Regions from separate parts of the Homo sapiens genome. Here region 2 is linked to region 1. Evidence: read pairs that join two places in POLR2A ChIA-PET (ENCODE). Cell type or tissue: OCI-LY7. All regions are shown on one strand. Links, peaks and the distances in the headings refer to the core of each region. The heading gives the core; the rest is flanking DNA.

Region 1 (4,427 bases), core at 96-4,095:
TTGGTTTCATTTGTTTTTGCTCTTATGTATATCATTTCTTCTTTATTCTTTTATTTTTTCTGTTATACCTTTTGCAACTTCTTAAATTGAATGTTTTCAGTGTCTTTATTTTGCTTGATAAATTTCTGAATATCTGAAAAGTTCTGCTTTAATTGTTCTCATGGATTTAGAAATGGAGTGTTTGTTACTGAGTTTTAAGTACTTATTAATTTAATTTTTGATTTTCTTAGCCCAAAAGTTATTTGTAATATGTAATCCTGTTTGCTGGTCATAGGAATTTTGAACCTAACTTTTTGTTGGTAATTTCTTTCTTTCTTTTTTTTTTTTTTTTTTAATTGAGACAGAGTCTCACTCTGTTGCCCAGGCTGGAGTGCAGTGGTGCAATCTTGGCTCACTGCAACCTCTGTTGCCTGGGTTCAAGTGATTCTCGTGCCTCAGCCTCCCAAGTAGCTGGGACTACAGGGCTGTGCCACCATGCCCGGCTAATTTTTTTTATTTTTAATAGAGACGGAGTTTTGCCATGTTGGCCAGGCTGATCTCAAACTCCTGACCTCAAGTGATCCTCTTGCCTTGGCCTCCCAAAGTGCTGGGATTACCGGCATGAGCTACTGTGCCCGGCCCTTTGTTGGTAATTTCTAATGTTATTGTATTATGAGCAGAGAACATACTCTCTGTGATAATGTGATAATAAGTCCTTAAAATTATTGAGACTTCCTTTGTGGGCTAATATATGGTCATTTTTCGTGTATGTATAACATTTAATTAAAAACGAATATTCTGTATTTACTGGGTATAGAATTCTCTATATTCAGTAATTCCGTTATTCAGATATTCTGTATTTTTACTTTTTTCCTGCTTTATCCTTTTCTGAGAGGGGGTATTACATTCTCCATATAATTGTTGATTTATATGTTTCTTTCCATAGTCTGTCTATTGTTTCTTTACATATTTTGAAATTATATTGGAAGGTATGTAATATTCATGGCTATATTTCTTTACTCTGCTATTCCTTTTGATCAATAGATAACACTTCTCTGTGTTTTGAATTTAAGTTTGTCAGACATTAAGATTGTCCCCTCAACTTTCTTTTGCTCCATATTTGCCTGGGGTATCTTTTCACAGTCTTTTATTTTTTAAGGTTTTCTCTATTCTTTGGTTGCAAATTTGTCTATCTAAGACAACGACTGTATTGGTGAATATTGTTTTCTTTAATCCAGTGTGGGAGTCTCATTTTAAATTGGTAAGTCTAACCCTGTAGAAAAAAAAAATTCAAGACCTTCCAAATTTATTATGCAAAAGGGAAAAGTTAGGCCCTGAAAACTAAGTCATGTAACATGGCTGTTTTTCTTCTCTGGTGCATGACCATTGCTTCCTGGCCTTTTGTCAAGATGTTATCCATTAATGAGATTCCCTCTTCTTTATCCAAACCTAGACTACATGACGTTGGGGATAGAGAACGTTGTGATTATTACCTCTTTAGAACAGAATGTAAGCAACCCCCTCAGAGAGTAATCAATAGTTGCCAATGAAATCTTATATCTGTATGTTAGCTTTTGTATGGAAAATGTTGTAATTCTGTTCCACGCCTTTGTTTTTGCCTATATAAATGATCTTCATTTTCCCCCACGATGGGAGCACTGATCAGCATTCTTTGGTGTAGGTGTGTCCCCAGAAAGCCACCCTCACATTTTGTGCTTGAATAAACTCTTTTAACTAGATCCTGAGCCTTTTGATTATTTTCGATTGACAACCCATTTGGATTTTTAAAATTATTACCATTAGATTAGAACTTATTTATGTCTGCCATTTTATGTCATGTTTTCCATTTGGTGTGTGCATTTTTTCTTTTTACTGTTTTTCATTGGGTAGGTTGAGTTTTATTGTGCTGATATAAAAGCCATATATTCTATTTTGCTCTTGTTGTGGTTTCTTTCTCTTGTCTGATTGAATTGGCTCTCATCTCCAGGGTGTGTATTAGTGATAGTGGGCATCCTTGTATTGTATCTGACTGCAGTGCGAATGCCTCCAGACTTTCCCTGTTAAATATGATGTATACTATGGAGAATGTACTCTTTATACTATCAGAGTTAAGGATAAACCTCATTTACCCCCCTCCCCACATGGCTGCAATGCATAAGGAGTTTAATAGTCATTTACTTTCATACTTTCTTACTTGCCAGGCCTTCTGAAAGAGCACACATTTTCTTTTGCAGAAACAGTGGTTTATCACATAATAACATTTGCAATAACATTAAATAAAATTGACATTTTATTAATATTGAACATCTGTGGCAGAGAGAGTTGTTTACCCTAATATTCGTTTCCTTTTTATAAAAACCTTGATTTTCACCTGGGTACACATGGCTGCATGAAATAAAGACTACACTTCCCATCTTCCCTTGCAGTTGGGTGAGGTCACATGATTAGATCCAGCCAATAGGATTAACAGGCATTATTATATAATACATTTAAGATGCTTTGCTCCTTCCTCCTCCCCTCCCTTCCTTGCTGCTTATAATATGAATGTGACAGCTGGAGATTCATGTTGTATCATGAGCAGGAGGGCTGTCCCCTACAAATGGTGATAGATGATTCTGCAGATGCTATTCCAGCCCTGTCCTTCTTACATTGAAACAAGAGAAACATAAACATCTATGTGGTTTAAGCCACTGTCATTTTGTGTCATGTTAGTTGCAGCTGAACTTAATCCTAACTAATGTAGTTAGGATTTTGGGGTGTTGTTCATTTCTTATTGCTCGACGTTTTATACTATGCCTTTATGTTTTTATTTTGATTTAACATTTGGTCTGGGAAGCTAGTGTTTGGACTCATCAGATATGAGCTTGAATTTTAGTTTTGTCAGTTACGAGCACAAAACTAGGAATATTTTCTATCTTTTTGCCTTAATTTATTTATTTATAAATGGTTAATAGCATGATTGTTTTTAGATTAAATCTTTGTAGCAAGATGCCTGTCGTATAATAGCAACTTGAAGCATTTTTTTTTTGCTATTCCTCTCTTTATGTACTCTCCATGCTAAGGAGTCATTTCCTAACCCTGCAGAATAATATTCCAAAATATTTCACATAAAAATGATTCTGTTTTGGCACTGAGTGACTTATACCATGATTTCTGCCCCATTCGATAGCTTTTCTTGATCTTTTTCTTTTTGTTTTCCTGTGAGCCTCAGGGTACCATGTCTCACTTGCTAATGCCAAGGGTAAGAGTTATTATAGCTCATGATCTATTGCCATTAAATATCATTTTCAAGGAAGATTTAAAAAATACATGCTTGAAGTCTTTAATAAGGGGGAAGAATGAATTTCAAGAGTGTTCTGCAGTGAATTATTAGGTTGGTGCAAAAGTAATTGTGTTTTTGCCATTACTTTCAATGGTTGGTTTCAATAGTTTGGTTGAATTCAGTTCAGTTCATTTGGTGCGACCCACCCTCCAGCTATGTGTTCAAGAGAGCAAGACCTTTGCTCTCGAGTAGTTCTGTGGGATGTCATATGTTAAGTAAATAAGTTTGCTAAAGGCTGTAAAACATCCAGAGGAAGGCTGAGTGCTACAGGGAGAATGGAGGTGTTAGTAAGTGTGTCAACATCAGACTGTACCTGAAGAGGAGTTTCAAGAGGAGTGGAGATTTTCTAGGTAGGTGACTGGAAATGAACTAGGTAGGCCTGGGAAGGGACATTGAGACGGGAGGACAGCAGACACCGAGGAATACAGGTGTGAAACTGCAGGGCCTGCTTGGGTACCCAGGAGTGGCTCTGTATTGCCTGGTACAGTCAGCACAGTGCCCACTGTGTGCGTGCAGTTCTAGGGAGGATTGATTGAAAGCGATGGACAGAGGTAGAGGGTAGGGGGTTTTCAGGGATGAGAGACTAAATTATCTAACTACCAAGGCAGCAGAGTTGAATGAGAATTGGATTGTGCAGGGGGAAACCACAGACAGGCAGACCAGCTTGAAGCTGCTACAATCATTCGTGTGACAGATGACAAGGGTTGGAGTCAGGTGATGCCATCCAGGGATACAGAGAAGAGTGCATGTTTGAGACCTTAAGGAGACAAAATTGACAGCACTTGGCTACTGACTGGATGTGGGATTTCAGGGCTACCTCCCACTCTCTGGAGTGGGTGACTTAATGAAAGATGAGGCCATCAACCAGGACACAGCATCTGGGAGGAAGGAGACAGTGAGGGAAGACAACAAGCTCCGTTTTGGACATGTTAAGAGGATGCTGCCTTTTCAGAACCCTTTTCCTCACTACTCAGATCTTGTCCTGATTTTTTATAGGGTGCTTCATGAAACCAACTGTCACTTACCTGCCGCTGTTGTGGGGGCATTGTAGCAGCTCGATTTCAAACATTAGGTGATTTAGGAGAAATATTTCTCCTAAAGTCTTAGAAGTCTTAGAAGAAAGCCC
Region 2 (4,427 bases), core at 184-4,183, 69 kb after region 1:
TGGGGAGATGGTGAGTTTTCTATGGGGACTTTGAGTCAGAAATGACGGGTCCTTTGCTTGGGTACTCTCACTGGTCCCTTGTTGGTAGTGACCTGTTCTGTTTCATATTTTTTTTTTTGTTCTTTTAAAAGACGAATGTCGCCAGGCGCGGTGGCTCACGCCGTAATCCCAGCACTTTGGGAGGCTGAGGTGCGTGGATCATTTGAGGTCAGGAGTTTGAGACCAGCCTGGCCAACATGGTGAAACCCCTTCTCTACTAAAAATACAAAAATTAGCTGGGCGAGGTGGCGCATGCCTGTAATACTCGGGAGGCTGAGGCAGGAGAATTGCATGAATCCAGGAAGTAGAGGTTGCAGTGAGCCAAGATGGCACCACTGCACTCCAGCCTGAGTGACAAAGCAAGACTCCATCTCAATACATAAAATAAATAAATAAATAAAAGACGAATGTCATTCCTGCATGAACTCTTCCAAGATCTTAAAATATGCTTATTTTACCGCATTTGTGAGATTGTTTTGCATTGTGTTGGTAGTGAACTCATCCCCTTATTATTAATCTTCTTGGCCACCCTTTGGAGTTTGCATTTCCTCTGGGCTCATACTGAGTAGGGTTTTTGTTTTCTCACTGTCTACGCTCACTTCTCCCTGCCCAGCAGTTTTATGGCCAAATGGAACTCCACGTGCAGGACTCCTATGCCATGTTGATATCACAGTTATTGTACACACAGGAGTTGGTCCTTCATAAACAGCATTCTCTTCTCCCTCCCAGAAGTGCTGTTGTTGATGCTTCAAGTTGCAGACCCAGGCATGGTTACAATTTGTTTTCAGCCTTCTTTCATCTGAGGGATCCAGTCCACATCCTGTTTTGTGTGGCAGATGGCTCTTTCCCTTAGTCACTGCTGGAGGTGGGTGGATGGGATCTCCATTATCCCTGTGGTGGAACCCTCAGCCACTTCTAGTTTTGACCTATAATCAACAAGGTTATGGGCTCAGAGCCTTCTTAGCATCTGATTAGGTTGGTTTTCTGTTTTTGGACTTCCACCGAGGAATTTCCTTTCTTGAAAAGTGGTATTGTATTAACTTTAAAAACTGCAATTAAAACTTTTAAACGGAATTGCTCTGTTGAGAGTGTTAGGGGTAGTTTAAAGCATAAACCTTGGATTAGAAGTCTAGCTTTGAGTTTCTTGAGGAAAATATTTGCATTCTCTCTTTAATCTATAAACACATAGGGTTAGCAGCTAGCCTTGTAATGAGCTTACAATAAAATACTTGCTCAATAAATATTTGGTTGAATAGTTTTATTTCTTTTATTTAATTGTGGTAATAACGGTTAAAATGAGATCTACTCTCTTAACTTTTTCTTTTGAGACGGTGTCTTGCTGTGTTGTCCTGGCTGGCCTTGATCTCCTGGGCTCAAGCAGTCCTCCTGCCTAAGCCCCCCAAATAGCTGGGACTACAGGTACATGCCACCATGTCTGGCTACTTGAAAAAATTTTAAGTGCACAATACATTATTGCTGACTCTAAGCACCATGTTGTACAGCAGATCTCTAGAGCTTATTTATTTTGCTGAACTGAAACTTTATGCCCATTAATTAGTAATCCTTCATTTTCCTCTTTCTCTGGGTAGCTTTCAAACTTATTTTTCAGCACTGGAGCTTTTTTCTCCGAACAAAATTGTATGTAAATGTCTTCGATATATTAAAAAAATACAAAATGATATTTTATTCATATGTAGGTATTAAGTTCACAGTTTTGACATTTACTTATTTTAAAGCCAATTATTGAGTTTAAGGAAACTTGGGAAAAATGAATTTTTTTTTCAATTCCTATGGATGAAAAAAACCATTTTAGCCTCAGCTTCCAATTTCTTTTTCTCTGTTTCCTTTTTAAAACTTACTTCTCTTTCTTTACTTTTCCCCCATCTCTCTCACTTTCTTCCTTTTTGTTTTTTAGATGTAGTTCTATTTGTTTGTTTTTGCATTATCCCCTAAGCACTTCCACAAGTGGTAGGTTCTATGAAAATCACTAGAATCACAGTATCCTGGGAGGACAATTGAACACTTTTGCAGGTCACACTGTGAGTCAGTGTCAAAGGTGGAGTCAGACCTGGTCTTCTTCCCACATGGGAGCCTTTTCTCTTACTGTGGTGTCATTCCAATGAGAAAGGAAACAGCCTGCAGAGTGAGGTTTGGCCACCTCTCCTGGTCTTACATGATTTGCAATGCCACAGGCAAAGCTTCAATCCTATCTTTTTCATGCGCCTACTTTTCTCACTCTCCTTCAAGACTCTCTTGCTCAGTGTGAACAGTGGGAACAACAGTGAATAAAAACCAACAGTTCCTGACCTCAGGTGATGCGTGGCTCTGAACATCAGCAGAGGATGAATTTGAGCCCTCCTTCCTATGCAGAGCACATGTGGATAGACTTTGTGGTTAATGCTCAGTGACAGGGTATTGACGGTCATATTTTCTTAATGTTTCCTGTTGCTTTCTGAACAGAATCTGGCAGCAAGTATCCAGGGAGAGGGGAATGTGATGTGCTCATTTCAATGGGATTTCAGCTGGAGAGCAGCAACCACAGCCTGGTGTTGTGATGGGCTGGTAAACATTAACAACCAGCTCTCTGGAAACTAAAGCTTTTGTTTGTAGCATTTACAATTTCCATGGTATAAACACTCCCAGCATGGGCAATTTCAAGCTATCAAAAATTTGACAACTGGTTTTCTCAAGCTGATACAAGCTGGCCCTGGCACACCTTTGGCTCAGAGGCATGTCGGTGAAGGGCATCCTGGCCACGTTCTCAGTGCTCTTGTTTTGTGTGGAGTTCCAGGTCAATGTATAAACCTCTAGCTCTTTTATCAGATTACTTTCTAGGATTCCTAGTTGTCCTCAACATCCTCACCCTTTGTGCCCTGCTGCTCCTTGTTGGAAGGTCCTTGATGGCAGGTGTTTAGATAAACAGTCATCACAATTGAATTCTGTTTTAGTTTTTGTTTGCAACTTGGAATGAGGGAAGTGACTTTTTATGAAGAGAAGCTGATATGGTTTGGCTGTGTCCCCACCCGCATCTCATCTTGAATTGTAGTTCCCATAATCTCCATGTGTCGTGGGAGGGACCCAGTGGGAGGTAATTGAATCGGGGGGGCGGTTACCCCCATGCTATTCTCATGGTAGTGAGTTCTCATGAGATCTGATGGTTTTATAAGGGGCCTTTCCCGCTTTGCTCAGCACTTTTCTCTCCTGCCGCCATGTAAAGAAGGACATGTTTGCTTTTCTTTCTGCCATGATTGTGAATTTCCTGAGGCCTCCAGCCATGCACAACTGTCAGTCAATTAAATCTCTTTTCTTTATAAATTACCCAGTCTCAGATATTTCTTCATAGCAGCATGGGAATGGACTAATACAGAAACCTTTTTTTTTTTTAAAAATAACTTTTTGGGAAAGGGTGAGAGTAAATAAAATCCTACCAATTTGGATTACCCATGATTCTGTCCTCTGGCTGCATAACATGGTAGAAGAAAGAGGGAGAAAATGGACTAGTGTCTTGTCACTCCATAAAGATGCTGTCCATGCTCAGTAATAGAGAAAAATTTTGAGTAACTGGGTGAATAACATTGCCTTGGGACAATGTTTAACTTCAGGAGTTTCTTTTCTATTTTTATTGGTAGCTCTACCAATGTGTTTACAGAGAAAAACAGTCCCAGAAATCCAGTTATTTTGGTCATGGCATGATGGTGGCTTATATATAGTCAGTGACTCAAAGAAAGCAATTCAGGAAATAAAGCAAATGATGACTGGGACACTTGTCTTGAAATTCATTCTTTGCTGGCACAGATCATTTTAGAATTAGGTCTTTAAGTGAGGACAGTGTATTTGATTGTTAACAATAATAACCAAAGAAAACCCTCATGAAACCTGTTTTCCTAAATTTTTGTGCTGATTTTAAAACACACACAGCATATGTTTATTGAATTTGTTGAAAGGGTACAGAAAAGGAGGTTAGTCTATAATTCTGCAAGATAATGATAGGAAAATTAGGTCATGATCAGGATGATTTCCTATATGTCCTCCACATTGGAAATTAAGAAACACTCTGATGATATTTTTATTATCTTTTTCATTCCATTATTCTCATTCACTGGTTGCAGATGCTATCAGCAAAATCATAGAATGCTAAAATCTCAGAATTGGGAAGGAAAAGGGAGATAGAAATGAAAAGGAAAATAAGCTATTATTTATTGAGCAGCTCCTATGTTCCAGGAAACTTTTACTAATTATATTCACACTATTTTGTGACTGAGGTGTGGAACACTGTACTACCTATTTTATTTTATTGTTTGAGATGGAGTCTCACTCTGTTGCCCAGGTTGGAGTACAGTGGCATGATCTTGGCTCACTGCATCCTCTGCCTCCCAGGTTCAAGCAAT

Evidence for each region. Peaks named below come from ENCODE experiments on the same cell type or tissue, not always from the same donor. Only the 100,000 strongest peaks of a DNase experiment are listed, where the experiment ranks them.
Region 2: POLR2A ChIA-PET joins it to region 1 with 5 read pairs; 3 of 35 experiments call an interaction of 5 or more read pairs at or near these places.

The regions. Positions count from the first base shown.
Region 1 is chr10:80,682,001-80,686,427 of GRCh38, forward strand. No RefSeq gene overlaps it. Among named protein-coding and RNA genes, the nearest start is that of LINC02655, 34 kb to the left of the region's middle. In OCI-LY7, for the core only: no CTCF peak of the experiment used is centred there; a DNase peak (open chromatin) is centred at 2,441.
Region 2 is chr10:80,751,241-80,755,667 of GRCh38, forward strand. No RefSeq gene overlaps it. Among named protein-coding and RNA genes, the nearest start is that of LINC02655, 100 kb to the left of the region's middle. In OCI-LY7, for the core only: no CTCF peak of the experiment used is centred there; no DNase peak of the experiment used is centred there.